2 separate regions of the Homo sapiens genome follow, and region 2 is linked to region 1. A link is a loop called in an ENCODE intact Hi-C map of the cell type or tissue named here. Cell type or tissue: A673. All regions are shown on one strand. Links, peaks and the distances in the headings refer to the core of each region. The heading gives the core; the rest is flanking DNA. Region 1 has its middle 12 kb from the start of NELL2. Region 2 overlaps TMEM117 (transmembrane protein 117).

Evidence for each region. Peaks named below come from ENCODE experiments on the same cell type or tissue, not always from the same donor. Only the 100,000 strongest peaks of a DNase experiment are listed, where the experiment ranks them.
Region 2: it touches region 1 in a loop (6-fold over the local background); 2 of 110 quality-filtered maps call a loop at or near these places.

What each region holds. Positions count from the first base shown.
Region 1 is chr12:44,881,836-44,893,853 of GRCh38, reverse strand. It overlaps a transcript of NELL2 not described here. Among named protein-coding and RNA genes, the nearest start is that of NELL2, 12 kb to the right of the region's middle. In A673, for the core only: no CTCF peak of the experiment used is centred there; DNase peaks (open chromatin) are centred at 3,823, 4,443, 7,033 and 7,753; H3K27ac peaks cover 7,320 bases.
Region 2 is chr12:43,961,683-43,973,700 of GRCh38, reverse strand. The region is part of intron 3 of TMEM117 (transmembrane protein 117); the gene reads right to left. Among named protein-coding and RNA genes, the nearest start is that of TMEM117, 130 kb to the right of the region's middle. In A673, for the core only: no CTCF peak of the experiment used is centred there; a DNase peak (open chromatin) is centred at 4,780; H3K27ac peaks cover 2,837 bases.

The sequences.
Region 1 (12,018 bases), core at 3,535-11,534:
GGTTTGGGAAAGCACTTCTGTAGGCCAAGTTTAGGATTTTGGATACTGTCCTAAGGGCAGGAAGAAAATTCTTCAGTGATAGCTCTTATTCTCATTATTTAGGATGCTACATGGACATTCAAAATTAGAAGGCTTGGGGCACCCCATCCGTCATGCTTGCTTCGGTACTGGGCACAGGAACACAGCTAACATCAAATCCTATAGTCAGTCTGGTTTAAGACAGAACAGGTGCCTGCTCGGCAGTTACTCCTGATATGCAATGAGGAAGCCACTAACTCTCCCTCTACCCTCTCTGAGTGGTAAAGAGATACCAAGCAGATCCCAGAAATACTTAATTTAGCTGTGTTTAAAATAATGCTAACACTTGTTAGTTAAGTGAGGACTGATCCTATATGTGAAATTATTATTGGCAAAATCATGATTATGTGATTATACATATATTTCTAAATATGTTAAGGGTTAATTTGGCTATGTTTTATTTAGAATAATAAAATTTCAGAATTGAAAATGACTTGATGTATTAACTTTATATCTGATAGAGAAAATTGGAGAGAAAACTGAGGCTCAAAGGGTTCTATAGAAAGAACTGATTAAGAATTTGGGTGTTGGAGTCAGAGATTGGAGTTCTGCTGCCACAAACCAGGAAATTCCTGGGTCTGCCAGAGGCAGGAAGAGGCAAGTGAGGATCCTTCTCTAGGGGCTTCACAGGGAGCATGATTCTACCATTACCTGATTTCAGACTTCTAACCTCCAGAATTGTAAGATAATAAATTTCTGTTGGGTTAAGCCACCCAGTTTGTGGAAATTTGTTATGGCAGCCCTAGGAAATGACTATGTGGACTGATAGAGTATTGTGAATCACAGTTTCTTTGGTATGTGAATTTCCAAATGAGTTTAAATAACATCCTCTGTAGGATTATGATTTTTTTTAATAGTTTGGATCTTGGGATCAGATTGTTAAAATAAATGCAAAGCTCAATTGTGCTCCTTACTGATGTTGAATTGTGCTCCTTACTAATGTTGAATTTGGTTTCTTTTTTTTTTTTTTTTTTTTTTGAGACAGAGTCTCGCTCTGTCGCCCAGCCTGGAGTGCAGTGGTGCGATCTCGGCTCACTGCAAGCTCCGCCTCCCGGGTTCACGCCATTCTCCTGCCTCAGCCTCCCGAGTAGCTGGGAGTACAGGCGCCCACCACCACTCCTGGCTAATGTTTTTGTATTTTTAGTAGAGATGGGGTTTCATCATGTTAGCCAGAATGGTCTTGATCTCCTGACCTCGTGATCTGCCTGCCTCGGCCTCCCAAAGTGCTGGGATTACAGGCATGAGCCACTGCGCCCAGCCCTGGTTTCTTCATCAGTAATAGTTTGATAAGAAGAAGATTTACCTTATAGGGCTATTTTTGATGATTGTTTAAAGGAAATGATCCATGAAAACTTTTAAGCACAGAGCTTGAAAGCTGGTAAGCACTTTATATGGGTTAGATATTATTATGATAATCATGATGCTAGTAGCATGGTGGTGGTGATGGAGAAGATTCTTTGACCTGCCCAGTTGGACAGTAACAGAATTGGAAGTAGAAGCCTGGGATGCTGTCTGTCACTCTGATGGCATTTCTACCTCTACTCAAGTCATCCCAGTAAACTGTTCACTCTTGCACCTTCATATATTGATCTTCACATAATGATTTCATTTTCAAATGCTCATATCTTTAAAAAGATGTAAGGAAATTCTACTCCCAACCATGCACATATTCTCTCAGCTGGGTGACAGCCTCTCAACTTCACCAGATGTCTTGCCCAGTGTGAAACAATCACCAGGCTTAGAAAGGAAACCATAGCACCATGAATATACTGTTGGAATAGGCTCATTTCATTACTGTGATGTGTTTGAAAACAAGTCCTCAGTCTTTAAATTATAGGCTACTTTACTCATACAGTTGATAAATATATTTGCATAATTAGCAAAACATATTGTTCTGAGATCCTCTCAAGGCAGGGGATGGAACCATATTCTACCCAATTAAATAAGAGGAGAGAGAGGAAATTCCATTTCAACTTGATTAAACAAATATGCATGCATTGAGCTCCAATTTTCTGCCTGATGTCATGCTTGGCCCTTAATCATATGACTAAGGTAGACTCAAGCTCTGTTCTTACAGTAGAGCTTTCAGTCTAGTGGGAAAGGTAGAAAAATCCCTTTTCTATACAGAATCATGACCCACAGGAGGAAAAAAAATCAGTGTTACAAATAAAGAGAAAAAATTTAAAGAGAATAACATCTAATCACTTTAAAAATTAAGAATGAACAAAAATTCAATAATACAACAATGACAATAACATGGAAGATCTTAACTTGTAAGGAACATGGCCCCATTGGGTCCGAGCTCCAGCAGTGGTAGTTTCTGAGCCGAGAGCAGAGGACCCTTTATGGGGACATCCTGCAGAAGAACTACAAGAACATTATTAGAAGGTGCATATTGCATGTGAATCTGCTAGGGATTGGAGTGTGGATAATTTTAGCAAGATCTGCTCCCATGGCCTTAGGTATCATCACTGGTATAGTCCAGACCTCTCTTCTGGGTGCCAGTCTATTTGAAATTGTTATTTGGATAGCTGGTAGGCCTAGTAAACTCAAAAAGCTGTAGCCATAATGGCAGGGCATGGAGAACAAGTATGGTGTCCTCTGAGTGAAGAACACCTCAGAAGGGGGCAGATGACCAAATAGTAGGGGTTAATTTGGACACCAGTAGCATATCTTAACCTGGAGGGGCAGCGATAGAGAAGGTGCCTTTTCCACTACTAGTAGTCATAATGAAATGTATGAACCCTGCTGGGTGCGGTGGCTTACGCCTGTAGTCCTAGAACTTGGGGATGCCGAGGCGGGTGGATCACCTGAGGTCAGGAGTTCAAGACCAGCCTTGCTAACATGATGAAACCCTGTCTCTACAGAAATACAGAAATTAGCCTGGCATGATGGCGGGTGCCTGTAATCCCAGCTACTCAGGAGGCTGGGGTGAGAGAATCGCTTGAACCCAGGAGGTGGAGATTGCGGTGAGCCAAGATGCCACCATTGTACTCCAGCCTGGGTGACAGAGTGAGACTCTGTATCAAAAAAAATAAAATAAAATAAAATAAAAAAATAAAGAAAATAAAGAAAAATAAATGTGTGAACCCTTGGGGGCAATGATATGGGGGGAGAAAATTTTGAACTGGTTTTAAACTGGAGGTGACCTGAAAAAAACATAGACGTGATTGACTAAGCCTGGAATTCACTAGATTAAGTTTTCTAACAACTTTTAAAGGAGACAGCTATAGAGAAGGGGTTTAGAGAATGAACTCTGGAGTCACCTCCACAAATACCTCTTGAATAAATGAATAAAGTTGGAGAACAAGGCTTAAGAGCTACTCTGAAATTAATTAGTTGCGTGATTTTGAACAAATTACTTGACTTGTCTGTGTCGTGGTTTGCAAAATGAGAACTTTACATGCTTTTCTATTATATGATCCTAAATGATGGCCAGTCTTCCCGGCAAGTCCTGTACTTAGCGCTGTGAATACTAAGAGTCAGCCTGTATAGGGAAAGGATAAGGATGACCTGAACAGCACCTGTGCCACTCCCACATTTATTTTCTTGCTCACTCAGCAGCTCTTTCTTTATGTTTGCATTCTCAGCTCCAGCCTTTGGCCAAGACTGTCAAGCTGGAGATAGAGGGAGGCTCTAGCAGAGTGACGGAACTCTAGGGGCATTTATTCCTGTCAGAGGACTAAATGATACATGTGAACAGACACTTTGGCTGAACTAATGCTGAATCTGGATCCCTGCCAGCCTTTTTAGATACTAACATAAGCTTATCCCTGTTCTCAAGACATGCATTTGGGAAACCCGGCCTAAGATTTCCATCTAGCAACTACATGTTCATCAAAAAGAAGATTCTAATGGCAGTAGCTGAGCACTAGCAATAATTATGTGATGAGTCAGGAAAGATTTTGAATTATTGCATCCTGAGGACTGAACTTAATAAATTTTCTTTAAGGTGTGGACTACGTATAGCCTTAGAAAAAGAGAATTATTTTTGACGGTAGCAGAGGCAGAATAAAATAAAAATCTCCCTTTGAAAATGGAATTTTTAATGACTGCTATATTTATTGTTTATGGATTTAAGTTTACAGGCTGAAGAGAAAAAAATCTGATATAAGTAAAGCCGATTTCTGGATATCACTAAGAATATTCTGGTATTTAGCCTTTCACGTTAACAGTCACTTGTCCCCTAATGATAGGCAAAGCCCTATCTTTTAATAGAAAACCTTAAACAGGACCAGAAGCCAGCTCACCGGCTGGGTCCATGTGGATGCTTCATTCTATTCAGATGAACATTAAGTACCGTAGTGTATTGAAAAAGCAGCCAATGCTCACTCTGCTTGTCTATTGGCAGTTAAAAATAAGGGCTGCATGGTGGGATAAGCTTTTGAACTGATGACTCATGGCTCTTGAAGACTAATGCATATGATAAGCCAGTAAGTCAGTCCTGTGCCCGGAATGCTGTATATATTTTTCTAACCAGTAAAGGTCACTAGTGCTATTTGGTAAACCTTATTCACATTTTCAGTTCTCTTACAGTGCTGTTTGGTAAACCTTATTTACATTTCCAGTTCTCTTTTCCTTGCCTATTCCTATGGTCTGATTTAAATTACCATTATTTGGCCTCACAAAGAGGGAGTGATAAAAATAGGCCAATCCTGATGTGGCATAGTTTAAGGTCACAACAACAGGAAGAACTGGCATTCATGTACAGCATGGCAATGTAGACTTGACCCCCAGCAGTCCTTGGGTAGATAGGCATTAGTTATTATGCAACTCTGATAACAGGTGCAGGGAATTTGTGTCTGGCTTAGGAAAGCAGGGACAGGGACTCGACCCCAGAGCTCCTAAGTTCCAAACTCCTTTCTTTTTACTATGTTGCTTTTAGAACTGTGTTTGAAGCAATACTTCTCTTATTTATTTATTTATTTTTTTTTTATTTTATGGCAGTTGTATCATGATTCCACATTCACACAACATTCTTTGGTGAATACGAAGAATGTTGACTAAAACCTAATCCCCTCCCATGTTCCAAATAGGTCATCTCTTATACTTCCTATTGTCGACACGTGAATAAGAATATGATTTGTATGGAAAGCCACCTTTGCTATAAAATTATTTTATCCCGCTTACTATTCCTTTTTATATCATACCTAATCATTCCCAGTTTGATATATTGCTTCTTAATTTTAATTTTTTTTCTTTATTTTTAGGTTTTACAGTTTGTTGATGTACAGTTATTCATTATAGTCTCTAATCATTCTTTGCATTTCTGTTGTCTAATTTGTTATGTCCCCTTTTTCATTTCCGATTTTATTTATTTGGGTCTTCTCTCTTTTTTTCTTAGTCCAGGTGAAGGTTTGTCAAATAGTTTAACTTTCAAAAAAAAAAAAAAAACCAACTGTTCATTCATCACAGAATTAGATAAAATCCTAAATTTATTTAGAACCACGAAAGACCTCAAATAGCTAAAGTAATCCTTAGCCGAAAGAACAAAACCAAAGGCATCACAATACCTGACTTTAAAATTTGCTACAAAGCTATAGTAACCAAATCAGCATGATACTGGCATAAAAACAGATACATAGACCAATGGAACAAAGTAGTGGACCCAGATATAGATTCACACATTTTGAGCCAATTCATCTTCAACAAAGGTGCCAAGAACATACAATGGGGAAAAGACAGTCTTCAATGAGTGGTTCTGGGAAAATTGGGTAAACATATGCAGAAGATTGAAACTAGTCTGCTATCTCTCACCATACACAAAAATCAAATCATATCAAAATGGATTAAAGGCTTAACTCTAATACTGAAACTATGAAACTACTAGAAGAAAACATTAGGCCAATGCTCCAGGATATTGGTCTCAGCAAAGAGTTTTTGTGTAAGACCTCAAAAGCACAGAGAACCAAAGCAAAATTAGACAAATGGGATTGCATCAAGCTAAAAATCTTCTGCACAGCAAAGGAAACAATCAACAAAACGAAAGAGACAACCCACAAAGTGGGAGAAAATATTTGCAAAGTACCCACCTGACAAGGGATTAATAACCAGAATATAAGGAGCTCAAACAACTCAATAGCAAAACAACAACAACAAAAACAACAACAACAACAACACACACACACACACACACACAATAATCCCCCCAAACCCCAAATAATTTGATTAAAAAATGGGTAAAAATCTGAACAGACATTTCTCAAAAGAAGACACACACATGACCAATAGGTATATGAAAAAAATGCTCAACATCACTAATCACCAGATAAATGCAAAATTCTGATGAGATTGGTGTCTCCCCCCAGTTAAAACGGCTTTTATAAAAAAGACAGGCAATAATGGATGCTAGTGAGGATATGGAGAAAGGGGAACCCTTGTATACTCTTGGTGGAAATGTAAATTACTACGGCCACTTTTGAGAAAAGTATGGAGGCTTCTCAAAAAACCAAAAATAAGGGCCAGATGCAGTAGCTCACACCTGTAATCCCAGCACTTTGGAAGGCCGAGGCAGGAAGTTCGCTTAAGCCCAGGAGTTCGAGACCAGCCGGTGGAATATAGTGAAATCTCATTGCTAAAACAAGCAAACAAACAAACAAAAACTAAAAAAGAGCTGCCATATGATACAGCAATTCCACTACTGGCTATTTATCCAAGAGAAAGGAAATCAATATATCAAAAAGGCATACGCACTCCCATGCTCATTCAGCACTATTCACAGTAGCCAAACTACGAATCAAACTAAGTGTCTATCACTGGATGAATGGATGAAGAAAAGGTAGTATATGTACACATGCAATAATATTCAGTAAATAGGAGGTAATTATGTGAAGTAGAATCAGCCAAACACAAAAAGATTAATATCGCATGTTGTCACTCATATATGGGAGCTAAAAAAAAATAGATCTCATAAAGACAGAGATTATATTGTTGCTTATCAGAGGCTGGGAAGTTTAGCGGGGAGGGGAGGATGAAGAGAAGTTGATTAATGGTACAAATATATGATTGGACACAAGAAATAAGACTTAGTGTTAACATAGATCAGTAGGGTGACTATAGTTTACAATAATCTATTGCACATTTCAAAATAGCTAGAAGAGAATAATTTGGATGGTTCTAACATAAAGAAAATGCAAATATTTAAGATGATGGATATTCCAATACACTTATTTGATCTTTACAAATTATATGAGTGTATTAAATTATCTCATATACCTCAAAACTATGTACATCTATTATGTATTAATTTTAAAAAAGTGCAAAAAATAAATATTTTGCCTATCTTTTTTAATTGAATTTTTTGGTCCTACTGAATTATAAGAGTTATTTATATAATCTGAATACAAGTCCTTTAATATTTTGTCCTATTTTATTGCTTGACTTTTAATTTTCTTGATGGTATCTTTCAAAAAGCTAGAAGTTTTTAATTTTGATGAAGTATAATTTCTCGATTTTTTCTTTTGATATATGTGCATTTTGTGTCCTGCTTAAGAAATCTTTGCCTAACCCAAGTCACAACAATTTTATTCTAAAAGTTTTATAGTTTTAGCTTTTACACATAAGCTTATAATCCACTTTAGGTTAATTATTGTGTATGATGCAAGATAAGATGAGGATTCTCTCCCTTTCTTCCTTCCTTCCTTCCTTCCTTCCTTCCTTCCTTCCTTCCTTCCTTCCTTCCTTCCTTCCTTACTATATGGATGTTCCATTGTTCTGGCATCATTGTTCAAAAGATTATCTTTTATCCATTGAAAAATCTTGATATCTTTGTAAAAAATCAATTAACCATTATATATATATATGTCTATTCCTATGCTCTTTACTTTATTCCATTAATTTTTATGTCTAGCCTTATGCTAAAACTATACTGTCTTGATTTCTATAGCTTTATAGTATAGTATTGAAGTCAGATACTGTGAATCCTCTGATTTTACTCTTTTTCAAAAAAATTTTTGGCTTTTCTGTTTTCTTTGATTTTTCCATATAAATTTAAAAATCAGCTTATTAATTGCTACAAAATAGCCTGCTGGGATTTTTATTGAGATTTTCTTGAATCTTTATATCAATATGAAGATAATTGATATCTTAACAATAAGAACTATATGTATCTGTGAGCACGTAGATCTTTTTATCCACTTAGGTATTTTTTAATTTCACTCAGCAAAGTTCTATAGTTTTTTGTGTAAAATCTTGCCTGTATTTTATTTTTCTTCATAAGTATTTCATGTTTTTTAATGCTGTTATAAATCATATATTTTTTAAATTGTATTTTTAATTATTTCTTGCTAGGATATACAAATAGAATTGATTTCTGTATATTGACTTTGTATTCTGCAACCTTGCCAACCCACTTACTAGTTGCAGTAGCTTTCTCACATATGCTTTGGGATTTTTTAAAGGTAGATGACCATATCATTTAGGGAAAACATTTATTTCTTCCTTCTCAATGTGAAGAACTTTTATTTCTTTTTAATTTTAATTTTTAATTTTTTTTTCTGAAACATAATCTTGCTTTATCTCCCAGGCTGGAGTGCAGTGGCATGATCTTGGCTTATTGCAACCTCTGTCTTTTGGGTTCAAGCAATTCTTCTGCCTCAGCTTCCCAAGTAGCTGAGATTACAGGTGCTCACCACCATGCCTGGCTTGTATTTATATTTTTATTAGAGACAGGGTTTCACCATGTTGGTCAGGCTAGTCTTGAACTCCTGACCTCAGGTGATCCGCCTGCCTCAGCCTCCCAAAGTGCTGGGATTACAGGGGGGAGCCACCACACCCAGCTGTTTTACTTCTTTTTATTGCCTCATTGGATAGACTGAATATAATCTCCAATACAATGTTGCCTCATTAGATGTATATTTTTAAGTTCTCTTTATTAGATTGAAGAAGTTCCCTTTTATTTTGCTTTGCAGTGAATTATTTATTTTAATGTGACTAGGTGTTGAATTTTGTCAAATCATTGTTTTCATCAGTGGATATAATCACGTTTTTCCTTCTTTAGGTTGTAAATGTGCTGAATTATCTTGATTGATTTTAAAATATTTTATCAACCTTGCATTTCTGGAATGAACCCCACCTTGTTGTAGTTTATTATCCTTTCTATATATTGCCAGATATAACTTAATAATATTTTGTTTAGGATTTCGTATGTTCCAAAGGTAAATTTAGAGTCTATGTTCTAGTTTTATTTTCTGTTATGTAACTGTCTTTGTCTGGTTTTGGCTAATGTCATACGAAAAGTTGGGAAGTGTTTCCCTTTCCTTTATTTTCTGGAATATTTGTGTAAAATTGCTATTAATTATCCTTTAAATGTGGTGGAATTTAGTGTTGAAACTAGATAAGACTAGAGATTTTTATTGATTATGAAAGAGGAATGTAGATGTTTCCAAATGGAATTGTGGATCTGTCTACTTCTTCTTTCAGTTCTATTACTCTTTCTCCAGGTAAATGTTTCATACATTTTGATGCTTTGCTGTTAGGTGCATATATACTTAGGATTGTTGTGTCTTAATTGTGAACCCTTTTGTTATTCTGTAATGTACCTCTTTCTTCCTGATAATTTTTTGTACTCTAAAGTTTGCTTTTTCTGACATTCACATATGACATTCAACTTTCTTTTGATTCATGTTTACCTAGTATATATATTTTTATATATTTTTAATCCTTTACCTTTAACTTACCTCATTATATTTGAAGTAGATTTCTTTTTAATAACATATAGTGGGATTATATTTTTCAAATTCCTTCTGATGAGTTCAGTCTTTTAATTGTTATGATTAGACCACTTGTATTTAAGGCAATTATTGACTCGTTTGGATTTTGGCCTACCATTTTATTGTTTCCCTTTGTTCTTTCTATTTTCTGTTCTATCTTAACTATTTCCTGCTTTCTTTCAAGTTATTTAAATATTTTTAGAATTCCATTTTACCTGTTGTATCTCTTAACTATATCTTTATTATATTATAGGATTTTGGGTTGGTGCTCTAGAGAATTATGATATACATACTTCACTTTTTATCATCTACTTAGAGTTCATATGTTATTACTTCAATTGGAATGTGGAAACCTTACCATTATATCGGTCCCTTTATTCTCATATCTTTATGTTGTGTTTGTCTTATGTATTAAATCTACATATGTTAAAACTCCATTAGATAATTTAAAAACATTTTCTTTCAATCATTGTGGTAGCCAGGAGAATGGAGTCCCAAAGATGTCTACAACCTAATCCCTAGAACCTGTGAATGTGTTACTTTACATAGCAAAGAGACTTGAACATGTGATTAAGGCAAAGGGTCTTCAGATGGGGAGACTATACTGGATTATCCAGGGGGTCCTAATCTAAAAATATAAATCCTTAAAAGCAAAGGCCCTTTCTAAACTGTAGTCAGAGAACCAGAGAGAGTGTAGTGTGAGAAAGACTTTGCCTGCTGTTGCTGGATTGAAGATTGAAGGAGGGGGCAATGAGCCAAGGAATGCAGACACCCTGTAGAAGTTAAAAAAGGTATAGAAATAGATTCTTCCCTAGAGTCTTCAGAGTGAAGCTTAGTCATGCCAATTCTTTGATTCTAGCTTGGTGAGTCTGGTGTCAGGCTTATGGCCTTTGGATTTATAAAATCATAAATTTGTGGGCCAGGTTCAGTGGCTCACACCCATAATCCTAGCATTTTGGGAGACCAAGGCAGGTTGATCACTTGAGATAAGGAGTTCAAGATCAGCCTGGCCAACATAACACCCTGGCTCTACTAAAAATCCAAAAAAAAAAAAAAAATTGTCTGGGCATGTTGTTACATGCCTGTAGTCTCAGTTACTTGGGAGGCCAAGGCAGGAGAATTGCTTAAGCCCAGGAGGCAGAGATTGCAGTGAGTTGAGACTGCACCACTACGCTACAGTCTGGGTGACAGAAGGAGACTCTGTCTCAAAAAAAAAAAAAAAAAAAAAAAAGGTATATAGCCAGGCATGGTGGCTCACGCCTGTAATCCCAGCAGTTTGGGAGGCTGAGGTGGGTGGATCACCTGGGGTCAGGAGTTTGAGACCAGCCTGGCCAACATGGTGAAACCCTGTCTCTACTAAAAATACAAAACTTAGCCAGGCCTGGTGGTGCCTGCCTGTAATTCCAGCTACTCGGGAGGCTGAGGCAGGAGAATTGCTCGAACTCGGGAGGTGGATGTTGCAGTGAGCTGAGACGGTGCCACTGCATTCCGGCCTGAGTGACAGAGTGAGACTCCATCTCAAAAAAATAAGGATATATATGTATGTGTGCGTGTGTGTGCGTGTGTGTGTATATGTGTGTGTATGTATATATACACATATGTATATATGTTGAAAATACATATATACACGTATGTATGTATACTTTCAACATATATACATATGTGTATATGTATACACGTATGTATGTATATTTTCAACATATATACATATGTGTATATATATATACATACATATATATGAATCTGTGTTGTTTTAATCCACCAAAGTTGTGGTAATTTGTTACCGCAGCAATGGAAAAATAATATAACCATCAAACATATTTTACAGTACTCAAGAATAGTATATTTTTTAACCCAGATATTTGCCACTTCTACTCTTCATTCCTGATATGCTGTTATCTTTATGGTATTATTTCTCTTCTGCCTGAAGAAATTTCTTTAGCAATAATTTTAGAGTAGGTCTATTGGCAATCAGTTTTTAAAGATTTTCTTTATCTGAGAATGTTTTTCTTTCATATTTATTCCTGAAGGGTATTTTCAACAGATAGAGAATTCTGGGATGACAAAATTCTTTGGACACTTAGAAAAAAAAATTCCACTTTTTTGTGGCCTCCATGGTTTGCATTCATTCAAACTGTTGTTTCCCTATATGTAATGCCATTTTTTCTTGTTGCTTTTAGGATTTTTTCTTCTCTATTGATAGTTCCATTTTTCTATTGTTTTCAGCACT
Region 2 (12,018 bases), core at 1,740-9,739, 920 kb after region 1:
CTCTTGCAACAGTAAGTATATGATAATCTGAAATTACATGCCATTGCAAAGAGCTGCTGATCTTGTCTCACACTTTCAACCAAATGCAATGACAGTTTCAAAAGCTGCTTATCACCCCTTTGAAAATTCCTTGTACACTCGCAGTTAAGTCATAACCTAATTAAGACTTCTTGGTTTCACCTGTGAGGTTACTCTTTGTAAAGTTCAAAAGCCGAAAATCTTAACTGCTTGGTGTGGCTAAAGTCAAGTAACAAGGGATTTAGAAGGATTTTCTTAAAGAGTGCTCAGCTTAATTAAAAGTGGATATCCAAGTTACAAGTATATTTAAAAGGCCTTTACATTTTTCTCTTCTTGAATCTTATTTTTCTGGAAATTTTTTTCTCCTTCTCAGTCGACTGAATTATTTTTCTCCATTTTTTGTCTTGCCACTCTTAAAGCACACATGAGAGGCCTTAAGATAAATTCTGGTAGCCTGGGACTCCTTGGGAAAAACAAAGGAGGTGTCACAGACCCTATTTTGGGAAAAAACCTGTTTTCAGAAAAAAACCTTTTTTCTTCATGAAACCCTAGGAATTAAAAGCAGAGAGTTCCCTCTCAAAATCATAGGCTCTGTTCTGTTTTACACTGTGTTATCTAAGTTTTTAGTTTTGGGGGTATCAAATTACTTCATATTATGAGAGCTTTGATATGTAACAACTAGGTAGGAAATATACTTTAAAAGATAACTAATAGTTAAGGAGGGATACTTAACTCTTTGTACATTTGAATCACAGAAGCATGCTCTTGGTCACCTGAAAGATATGCAAATGAGAGGTGAAGCCAGCTGGACTTCCTGGGTCAAGTGGGGACTTGGAGAACTTTTCTGTCTTACAAGAGGTTTGTAAAATGTACCAATCAGTGCTCTGTACCTAGCTAGAGGTTTGTAAAATGTACCGATCTGTGCTCTGTAAAAACACAGCCATCAGCGCTCTGTAGCTAGCTAGAGGTTTGTAAAATCCACCAATCTGTGCTCTGTAAAAACGCACCAATCAGCACTCTGTGGCTACCTAGAGGTTTGTAAAATGGACCAATCAGCACACTGTAAAATGGACCAATCAGCGCTCTGTAAAATGGACCAATCAGCACTCTGTAAAACAGACCAATCAGCAGGACGTGAGCAGGGACAAATAAGGAAATAAAAGCTGGCCACCCCAGCCACCAGCGGCAACCCACTTGCATCCCCTTCCATGCTGTGGAAACTTTGTTCTTTCACTCTTCACAATAAATCCTGCTGCTGCTCACTCTTTGGGTCCATGCCACCTTTAAGAGCTGTAACACTCACCGCAAAGGTCCACGGCTTCATTCTTGAAGTCAGTGAGATGAAGAACCCACCGGAAGGAACCAACTCTGGACACAGAAACATCCCCACCCCCCACACTAAGAGATGAGATTCCCATGGGGGATGGGCTGATTACAAAATAAGTTGATTGGCTTTGGGTTGCCTTATTATGAAATGCATGATATGTGCTGTCTTCTCCCATAGTATCTCCTTCCTGTTGGGGATCTAAGATCCAGTATAAAATGGGACCCTTAATTTTGGGGATTTGTCTTTGCCTTCAGCTGTGCCTATTAGGCCCTAACAATGCATGTTATCCTGGCCCTGTTCCTCCAAGGGCTCCACCCTGAAGCCAATAATCCAATTAAGAACTGGCAAATAAAAAAACTTGATTCCACTTATATGAGGTATCTAAAATATTCAAACACATAAAAGCAGGGAGTGCAGTAGTGGTTGCCAGGGGCTGGAGGGATGGGGAACTGAGAAGTTACTAATCAATGAGTATAAGGTTTTCGTTATTCAAGATGATTAGGTTCTAGACATCTGCTATACAACATTGTGCCTACAGTTAACAATAATGCATTGTATATTTTAAAATTTGTTAAGAGGACAGATCTCATGTTAAGTGTTCTTGCCACATAAACAATAATTTTCATCTAGAGTACTGGAGGTGGGAGGGACATGGTGTGCTACATGTTATGATGTGAGTGACACATGGTTCCATGTGAACACACAGAAGAAACATTTTACCTGACCTTAAGGCGTTAGGAAAGTTTTCCCAGAGGAAATGATGTCTAAGCAGAGACCTGAATAAGTATGAGCTTGCCAGGGTATAGGCAGTGAAGGCGTGGAGGGTAGGGGCTGAAGGGGTTTATATCAAGACCTAGAGGTTTGAAAAAGAAAGTCCTCTTCATAGAACTAAAAGAAGTTCACTTTGGATGGAACTTAGCCTTTGGGCAAAAATTACAAAAGAGCAGAATAATGAGATAAGCTGGGGCCGTTACTTAGAGTAGTAAAAGTCACGGGAAGGACTTGGACTTAATTTTGAAGACAATGATAAGTTGTTCAGTGAACAGTTAGAAGCCAGGACATAAATGTTTTAGAGGAATTACCACCACATGAACATATTGAACTAGGAAGGGCAATTGTTGCAGTAATCCAAGAAAGAAATAATAAGGAGAGCATCAGTAAGGTAGGACTAATTAAATGGATTTGAGAGATACTTAGCAGGTAGAATCAATAAGCCTTTGTGATTTACTATATGCATGAGGTAAGGGAGAAGAAAAAAAAGAATGAACAACACACGTAAGTCTGGCCTTAGCTACTGGGTACATAACTGTGCTATTTGTTGATATGGAACAGAGAGGGTGGCAAGGGTAGGGTGAGAGAAGTGAAGAGTTCAATTTTAGACTATCAGGTTGAATACCGTTGACATATTCAAATGGCTGTTTCTAGTAGCTAGTATGATATTCAGCTGAAAAAAAAATCAAGGGTAGACATACATATTTTAGAATCTCCTGCATAAAGACAGTGAATCAAGCTAGAAAGGTAGGTCCATACAAGTAGCCTAACTAGAGTAAGAAAACAAGATTAAAACCCTGAGTGATGAGAGCCCAAAGAAAACTGAAAAGCAGTACAGTAGTCCCCTCTTGTCCACCAATGGACGCCCGAAACCACAGATAATACTGAACCCTATATATACTGTTTTTTCCTATATATACATACCTATGATAAAGTTTAGTTTCTAAATTAGGCAGAGGAAGAACTTAACAACAATACTTTATAATAAAGTAGAGCAGGCCAGGTGCAGTGGCTCATGTCTGTAATCCCAGCACTTTGAGAGGCCGAGCCAGGCGGATCACAAGGTCAGGAGATTGAGACCATCCTGGTTAACATGGCGAAACCCTGTCTCTACTAAAAATATAAAGTATTAGCCAGGTGTGGTGGCAGATGCCTGTAGTCCCAGCTACTCAGGAGGCTGAGGCAGGAGAATGGCATGAACCCAGGAGGCGGAGCTTGCAGTGAGCCGAGATGGAGCCACTGCACTCCAGCCTGGGCAACAGAGCAAGACTCCATCTCAAAAAAAAATTAATAATAAAAATAAATAAATAAAGGAGAGCAATTATAACAACAGGCCACCATCATTACTCTTGCACACTGAGGTCATTATGAAGTAAAATAAGGGTTCCTTGAACACAAGCACTGTTGTACATTGACAGTCAATCTGATAACCAAGACGGTGATAACCGAGACCTGCCTCCTGCATATCCAATGTGGATATGCTGAACAAAGGGATGATTCACATCCCAGGCAGGATGGCACAAGAGTTCATCAAGCTACTAAGAATGACTCACAACTTATAACTTATGAATTCTTCATTTATGGAACTTTCCATTTAATATTCTCAGATCATGGTTGGCCACAAGTAACTGAAACTGCAAAGAAAAACTGGGGATAAGGAGATACTGCTATACCTAGAGGAGAGATTAAAGAGAGGAGGAGAGTGAATGGTGTTAGGAACCAAGGAAATACAGTATTTCCAGGAGGCAGGAATGGTGATAAGTGTCAAGGGATGGAGAGAGAAAGAGGTTAAGGAGAATAATGACTGGGAAGCATCCACTGGATGATTTGACAGAGTCCCTAGGTGACCGTATGGATTTTAGAAACACCCAAGATGATGGCAAGACTTGAAGCAAAGACCAAGACTGTGAGACAGGCACAGAAACCTTTTAGTGAGAGAGAAGGAATATTCAGCAAGTTGCCAGATGACAGAATGGAAGAAGTACAAGTTGAATGCCAGAAGCCTCCAAGGGTTTTCATACGAGGATGAAAATATAATTTTAAATTATTATTATTATTTTTTTGATACAGAGTCTCACTCTGTTGCCCAGGCTGGAGTGCAGTGGTGCGATCTTGGCTCACTGCAACCTCCGCCTCCCAGGTTCAAGCAATTCTCTGCCTTAGCTTTCTGAGTAGCTGGGATTACAGGCACCCGCCCCCATGCCTGGCTAATTTTTTTTTTTTTTTTTAGTAGAGACGGGGTTTCACCATCTTGGCCAGGCTGGTCTTGAACTCCTGACCTCGTGATCCACCCACCTCAGTCTCCCGAAGTGCTGGGATTACAGGCATGAGCCACCGCGCCCGGCCAATTTTAAATTAAGTTTTAAAGGGTTGATAAATCTGTACTGTACACTAACAGATATCTATCACAAACAATATTTTGCTTCTATCTTTTCTTGACAGCAATTAAAGTGCATTTTCTACTTCATTCTGTAAAGTAAAAAGATATTTCTATGGCTCTGTTGTGCTTTCTTTGATTAGTGATACTGTGACATTACCAGCCAAAACAGTTTTATTATATCTTTTTATATTTCCGCTTACAATATAAATCTTACTTCCCAAAGTAAAATTCAAACTCATTTCCTACTAAAAGGACATGCACATAAATCCGCGTGTCACACAAAGCTCATAAGGAAGTGTTAAGTGATTTTAATAAGAATTATTTCCCCATGTGCAGGCTGCAGTAAAAACTGCCAATTCTGGAAACAGTTTTAAATACGGGTACTTTCTCATAAATAACTGAAACAGCATTACACCACTATTCCTAGATTAATGTGGTATATGGCATCTATAATCTGATGACTCTAATAATTTGTATTGTGCTAAAGAGATTTTTTTTTTTTAATTCTGCAAAGGGTTTTAGCTACCCCTATAGCAGAATAGGATGAGATGTAGCCTGGACTTAATCTTCCTTCAGCAGCTTTTCAAGCTGAATATTTACCTTTTTGGAACAAATAACTTAAAAGTTAAGTTATAGACAACAAATCACAGAACTATATAGCCGGAAAAATGGTGTTACCTGCCAATTATTTTTTCCTTTGTCACAAGTAGAACTTAAACCATTCCCAAAAGACAACCATCCATCTGCAGAAGAAATTTGATGAACTCCTTTGTCATGACACTTGATATTGTTGAAAAAGTCAAATATGCAAGATATTCTCCTTGGAGGCTAGTAAGTTCCACTTGGGTGCCATGTGCTACAATTAGGCTAGTCCTTAAAACTGCAAATAAAGACCATACTGACAGACTTGAAAAGAAAGCCGGCTAAAATTCATTGTTCTGTTTACGGTAAGGATGTTGTTAGAAATGTCACTGAAGGTGTTCTCTACATTTTAGAGAATCCTCTTTATGAAAACTCACAGGAAAAATTTGCATTCAATAAGAAAGATCAATAGTGCTTCTCCCAAATATATGCTGTATAATAAATATCATATGTGGTCTCTATGCCTGAGCCTAAGTCTTCTGTTTATTATTTGCTAATATTCTGTGGAACCATTTTAAAGTCCCCCTACCATAAACATAGAAGAAAATATCCAGAAAAACACATGGCAAAAAATAAAATCAGCGCAGAGAATGCAGGAGAGCATAGGAAAAACTCTTATCCTTCACACATAAGGATTTTGTAGCCATTCTGTGTATGTGTGCGTGTCCACACGCACACGCATGTTTCTGTGTATTTTCATCATTCAGAACACACTATTTTATTTTATATGCAGTGCATTAGTTATCCACTGCTAGGGAATAAATTATCACCAAATGTATCAGTTTAAAACAGAAAGCATTCATTATCTCAGTTTCTGTGGGTCAGGAATCAGAGCACAATTTAGCTGGATCCTCTGGCTGAGGATCTCTCAAAAGGCTATAATCACCACATCGGCTGAGGCTATAATCATCTCATGGCTTGATCTGGGAAGGAACTGCTTCCACTCCCTCATGAGGTTGTTGGCAGGCCTCAGGTCCTTCCTGGCTATTATCTGGAGATAGTTGCTTGCCACATAAGCCTCTCCATAGGACGACATACAGACAATGTGGCAGCTTGCTTCCCCCAGAGTAAGGGCTCCCAGAGAGAGGGCAAGAAAGAGCATGCAAGACAGAAGCCACCCTAACCTCAGAAGTAACATGTGGCTGGGTGCAGTGGCTCATGCCTGTAATCCCAGCACTTTAGGAATCCAAGTGGGAGGATCGCTCGAGTCCAGGAGTTCAAGACCAGCCTGGGAAACATGTGAAACCCATTTCTACACAAAATACAAAAAATTAGCTGGGCATGGTGGCACATGCCTGTAATCCCAGTTACCCAGGAGGCTGAGGTGAGAAGATCATTTGAGCAGGAGGTCAAGGCTGTAGTGAGCTGTGACTGCGCCATCGCATTCCAAACTGGGTGACAGAATGACGCCTCACTCAAAAAAAAAAAAAGAAGAAGAAGTAACATGGCATTGCTTTTATCAAATTCTATTCATTAGAAGCAGGATCCACTGGGTTCGACCTATACTTAAGGGGAAAAGAATAAAGGATTGGGCTTAATACCAGGAAGTAGGATCACTGAGACCATCTCAGAGGCTGCCCACTACACAGTTATAGTCATTTCTCACATTCTAGGGACTCTTCTTTAGTCCTATTGAAATCTGAGGCAGGGCATGACAGATTTGCCTTAAGAAAAGTAGAGTTCATTTTAATTTTCTTAAATTATTGTCATGGGCACAGAAAATGCAATCAAATTAGTGAGTTAGTCCTTAATTTGACAATTCTTTTGTCAATCACTAAGACCATTTCTGAGGCTTCACTATGAATATGGATTTCTATGACTTTATTCTTTGCCTAGTAACTCATTCTTAAATAGTCAGCCTGATACAAGTTATTCCTGGAAAAGAGCTTTTATCTTAAAATAATTTCATGTTCTCTATTATTAATAGTACTGAACTTGGCTGCAAATTAGTTACAAGTGAGTATGAAAACTCAGTGTGCATCAAGGTGAAGATTTCCCCTTAGAGTATCCCAAGGTAATTCTCCTTCCCTCCTTATCTCTCTGTTCTCTCCTACTAGCTTTAGGTATGGTGACTATATTTTTAAGTTAGGCATGAACATCATAATCTATGTGTTTTCTTCTGTGTTATTATTAACAGTACTTTCTTTCACTTTCAAAGGTGTCCTCATTTGAATAACAAATTAAAAACCATCCTATTTTTAGGTAATGTTGTGTATTATTTTAATTTATTTATGTTATAGTTTTATTGGGTTTTGTTTCAGGAATTTTAAAGAGTGGAACAGAGGAAGCACCTCTTATCCCCTTCTTTTTCTAGTGGAAAAGGTTTAGATAAAGAGAAAACAGATTGAAAGAGTGAAGTACTCAGCTATTCACAATAGCAAAGACATGCAATCAACCTAGGTGCCTATCAATGGTGGATTAGATAAAGAAAATGTGGTACACATATACCATGGAATACTACGCAGCCATAAAAAAGAATGAGATCACGTCCTTTGCAGCAACATGGGTGCAGCTAGAGGCCATTCTCCTAAACGAGTTAACAAAGGAACAGAAACCCAAATACCACTTGTCCTCACTTTTAAGTGGGAGCTAAACATTGAGTATACATGGACATAAAGATGGCAACAGTAGACATTAGGGACTACTAGCAGGTGGAGAGATGGAGTGGGGCTAGGGTTAAAAAACTAACTATTGGTTACTACGCTCACTACCTGGGTGACAAGATCAATCATACCCGAAACCTCAGTGTCACGCAATACCATGTAACAAACCCGCACATGTACCCCCTGAATCTAAAATAAAAGTCAAAATTATAAAAAGAAAAAATAGTGAAGTGCTCATTGCTTACTCTTCCTAATCTCAGTCCAAGCAGTGGTGTACATTTGACATATATTTAATGAAAGCAAAAAAAGGCTCAGACCATTAAGCAGAATTCGAACAGATACATTTGGCAAGGATACAATATGCCTAAGGACAATATCAAACAGAAAGTAAACAACATTTACAGAAAAATATGAGCAAGCCTGTTTTGACTCCCTCTTGAACCTTTTGGGCAGATGAGAACTTTCTGGGTAACTCTAAGAGAGACAGAGTAATCCACGGACAGGTGGCTCTAATCCAAGCCAATTTGCACAGGTTACAATTTTCCAGTCTAGTGCTTCCTCTGGGCTGTGATGGAAGACCTCATAGAGATATACAATCACATGACTTACTGTCTACCCTGACTTCAACCAAGATCAGGAGAAATGCATGTGATGTGTGGGGCTCTGCTCAGAAAATGTCAAGATAAGGCTCAACTTAATTCTTTTCCTTATTTTCTTTTTAACTCAAATTCGTCCCTTTATGACCTCATCCTTTGCCTTCAGCAAACTCCTAACTTACCCAGAAGTAGGAGCTGACTTGAATGCGTATGTCTCTACTGCCAATTATTACCTCACTCACACTGTAACATTACTAGCATAGAAAGGGAGCCCTGTTACTAGGGCAACCAGGACGAGTGCAAAAGTTCAGCCACAGTTGGAGCCTCTATTTTAAATGATCAAATTCCAACTGTGTTCTTGACTTATTTTAAATTTGTAGACATAAGAAGGTATAACATTTTATAATTCCTCTGACTTATTATACATGTTTTATCCATATCTCCATAAAGTTCTGTTGACCTGTTCCTTTTCTTCGAAATTCAATAACTTAACTAATTTATTTCTATTAACTAAGGATGACATTCGAAGTATTTAGAACCAAAATGGCATAAGAAGTACCAATCAGAATGAATGTAGTGACCGTATCAGAATGTATACAGTACTAATTATAGATAAGAACCCAACCAGAGCGTAGTAGCCACCAGTCAGTCCAATGTCTAACTAATCCTGACATCTTACCTTCCTCATGAAATAGATTTCTCCTCTGTTCAATTATTGCACACTTATCCTGACTGGCCAACTGGTATCACTATGACGTATAGTTGGAAAAAGAACTAGATTTTGATGTGAAATGCATCCACACCTTTTATGTCAAGCCATAGATGGGATGATTTTTTAAATATTCTATATATTTCCTTCATAGGAAGAAGGACATTGTGTGTTAGAAGGTGGAGAAGAATTTTAGGAAAGAGAAGTAGGAAAGAAGTAGGAAAGAGAAATTTTAGGAAAGAGATCAGGAAGTATATAATCCCTTTCTAGTTGAGAGGTAGGAGTGGTCTCATGTAGTAGTCTGTAGAGTTGTTCCTGAAAATGCTTCTGGTTCTCCCCCTCCCAGGCCCATGCACTTACCATGCCCTTGTGCTTGGGTGGAGCCAAATAATTAGTTCTTATCAGAGTGTGAGCAGAAGTGATTTATGTCACTTCCAGGCAGAATGTTCAATTACTGACTGCTCTGAGACCTCCCCGAGAGCTACTAGCAACCTTCCACATTACAACTGCTATTTCAGCCTTGATCCCAGAGAGACAGCGACAAGCAGTAGAGCCCTCCAGCTGACTCACAATGAAAATGTAGTGAGAGCAAGAAATAAACTTTGTTGTTTCAGACCACTGAGATGTTGGATTTGCTTGTTACTGAGGCATAATCTAACCTATCCTGATTGATACATATTAGTTTTAAGTGCTTATCATTGAGGTCTCCTGTTTACTCTCCTAATTCTGAGATACTTAGTTCAATGGCTGGGAGTCTGTAAACTCTCTCACATTGTACACAAAATTTGGGAGGCTGGAGGAAGTGGGTCCATGGAGTTCATTAAATTCTCCAAAACTCCTGACTTTAGCTCCATCTTATTGCTAATTCCTAAGTAATCCATGAGTTTAGACTATTACCACAAATGACAATCTTAATGACTTGGATCTCCAATCATGCCAACCTTGACTTGCATCTTCTAGTCCTAAATTCTTACCTTGCCTTTGTAAGCCATCATCACTCATTGTATGGCTATGACAAAATGTGTCAATGTCCTACTTCTTGAACCAACTCTGTTTGATGTCAGGGAAATCTGTCTTTAAACTACAGCTAGAGCTGAAATTTCCTAGCTCATCTCTTTTCTGCTGAGCCCTGTATTAACTTGACAGCATCCCAACAGAAATAACACATCTGTTGCTCCTTTAAGATCTATTCTATGAAATGTTGTTGATGTCTCAGTTTTATGAACTATATCTCCACACACTTAAGATGCCTCTGTAGGGTTCAAAATGTATCTCTTTGTTACTCATAACTTTTTATCATCAGTGATTTATTTTGGATACTCAGCTGTAAGTTTGTACATCAAATTCTCTAATAAAAGTAAAATGCTTTAATAACTAGATTTTATTACCTAATAATGGATATTACACATACACATAGAGATATATATATAGTGTATACTAGAATACATTAAGTAATATATTTAAAATATAATTTATAATATATTTAAAATAACAGAATATGCATATGTAGCTGTATTAACCATATTTAAGCAATCAAATATTGACGCAACATTGAAATCTGAGGCAATACTGAAGCAATAAAAACCAATTGTTTTTTGCTAAAAGAATATAAGCATCTTATATGTGATATATATATAATTTCCTATTACTATATAGGATGCTGAATAATGTATGCTTTTCAATATGCCTAGGAACTATCCTCCTAATTTTTTTTTTTTTTAAACGGAGTCTCAGAGTCTTGCTCTGTCACCCAGGCTGGAGTGCAGTGGTGCAATCTCGGCTCACTGCAAGCTCTGCCTCCTGGGTTCACACCATTCTCCTGCCTCAGCCTCCCAACTAGCTGGGACTACAGGCGCCCGCCGCCATGCCTGGCTAATTTTTTTTGTTTTCGTATTTTTAGTAGAGACAGGGTTTCTTCACGTTAGCCAGGATGGTCTCTATCTCCTGACCTCGTGATCCGCCCACCTCGGCCTCCCAAAGTGCTGGGTTTACAGGTGTGAGCCACGTGCCCGGCCCCTCCTAATCTTTTAAAATATGTATTTTAGGGAGAGAGAATTAAACTATGTAGGCTACAAAATATATATCAAAATCCAATACTTCCCTTTCTTCATATTTTGTTTTTATTTTATTGATCTTCTATTGTAAATGACATAAAGTGGTGGTTCTTAAAATTAAATAAGGATATTAATTTAGTATGTTACTTAAATCAGTATCAGTCTTTGAGTGTCCCAATTCTAAAGAACTTTACTATTGTAAATATTTTGCTCTTTCAAGTCCCATAATCCCACATCTTCTGACACTAACTTAATTATGTTATGCATATTTGCTTCTCCAGAAAAAAAGAAAAAGTAGAGTGTCAGGGTACCCTGGTGGTAGCCTAAAGGCAAATGAAATAGAGAAAAGTTAACCAATTCCAATGTGATGCTCTTCTTAAGAAAGCACAGGCAGCTTACTTAAGTCCACTATGAAAAAAAGTATTACCTTCCTGACCTGGTACCAGAACGGTAGAAGAGTTTGTAGACATTCCTAACTCAGGAGCAAGGATAATGTATAACAGTTGTACTGTCACTGATGCTACCTTAGGAGGGAAATATTTAAATATTAAAATATTTTCTTAATAGGACTCTGTTAACTGTTTTCATCAATTCCTCAAGAATAACTATGGAGTTAATAACAAATAGGATAACCTGCCACAGAAATATCACTTTCTCAGATGGTGCTGGGCGATCTCTTATTAATTTATTAAATCAGACTATATAACTTTTGGTAAGCCTTGAAACCTCAGGCTATCAATATACATCAATTTTCCATGACTAGAAAGTAATTATTTCCTACATACTCACCACTGGGAAGAAGGAACTCAGATAGATCTAAAGATATTCATTATCGTATGGGCTCTAGATAACGAATACACACACAACATGTGCATACACACAGGCCACTGAGTTATTAATTCCCATGCTATCATCCAT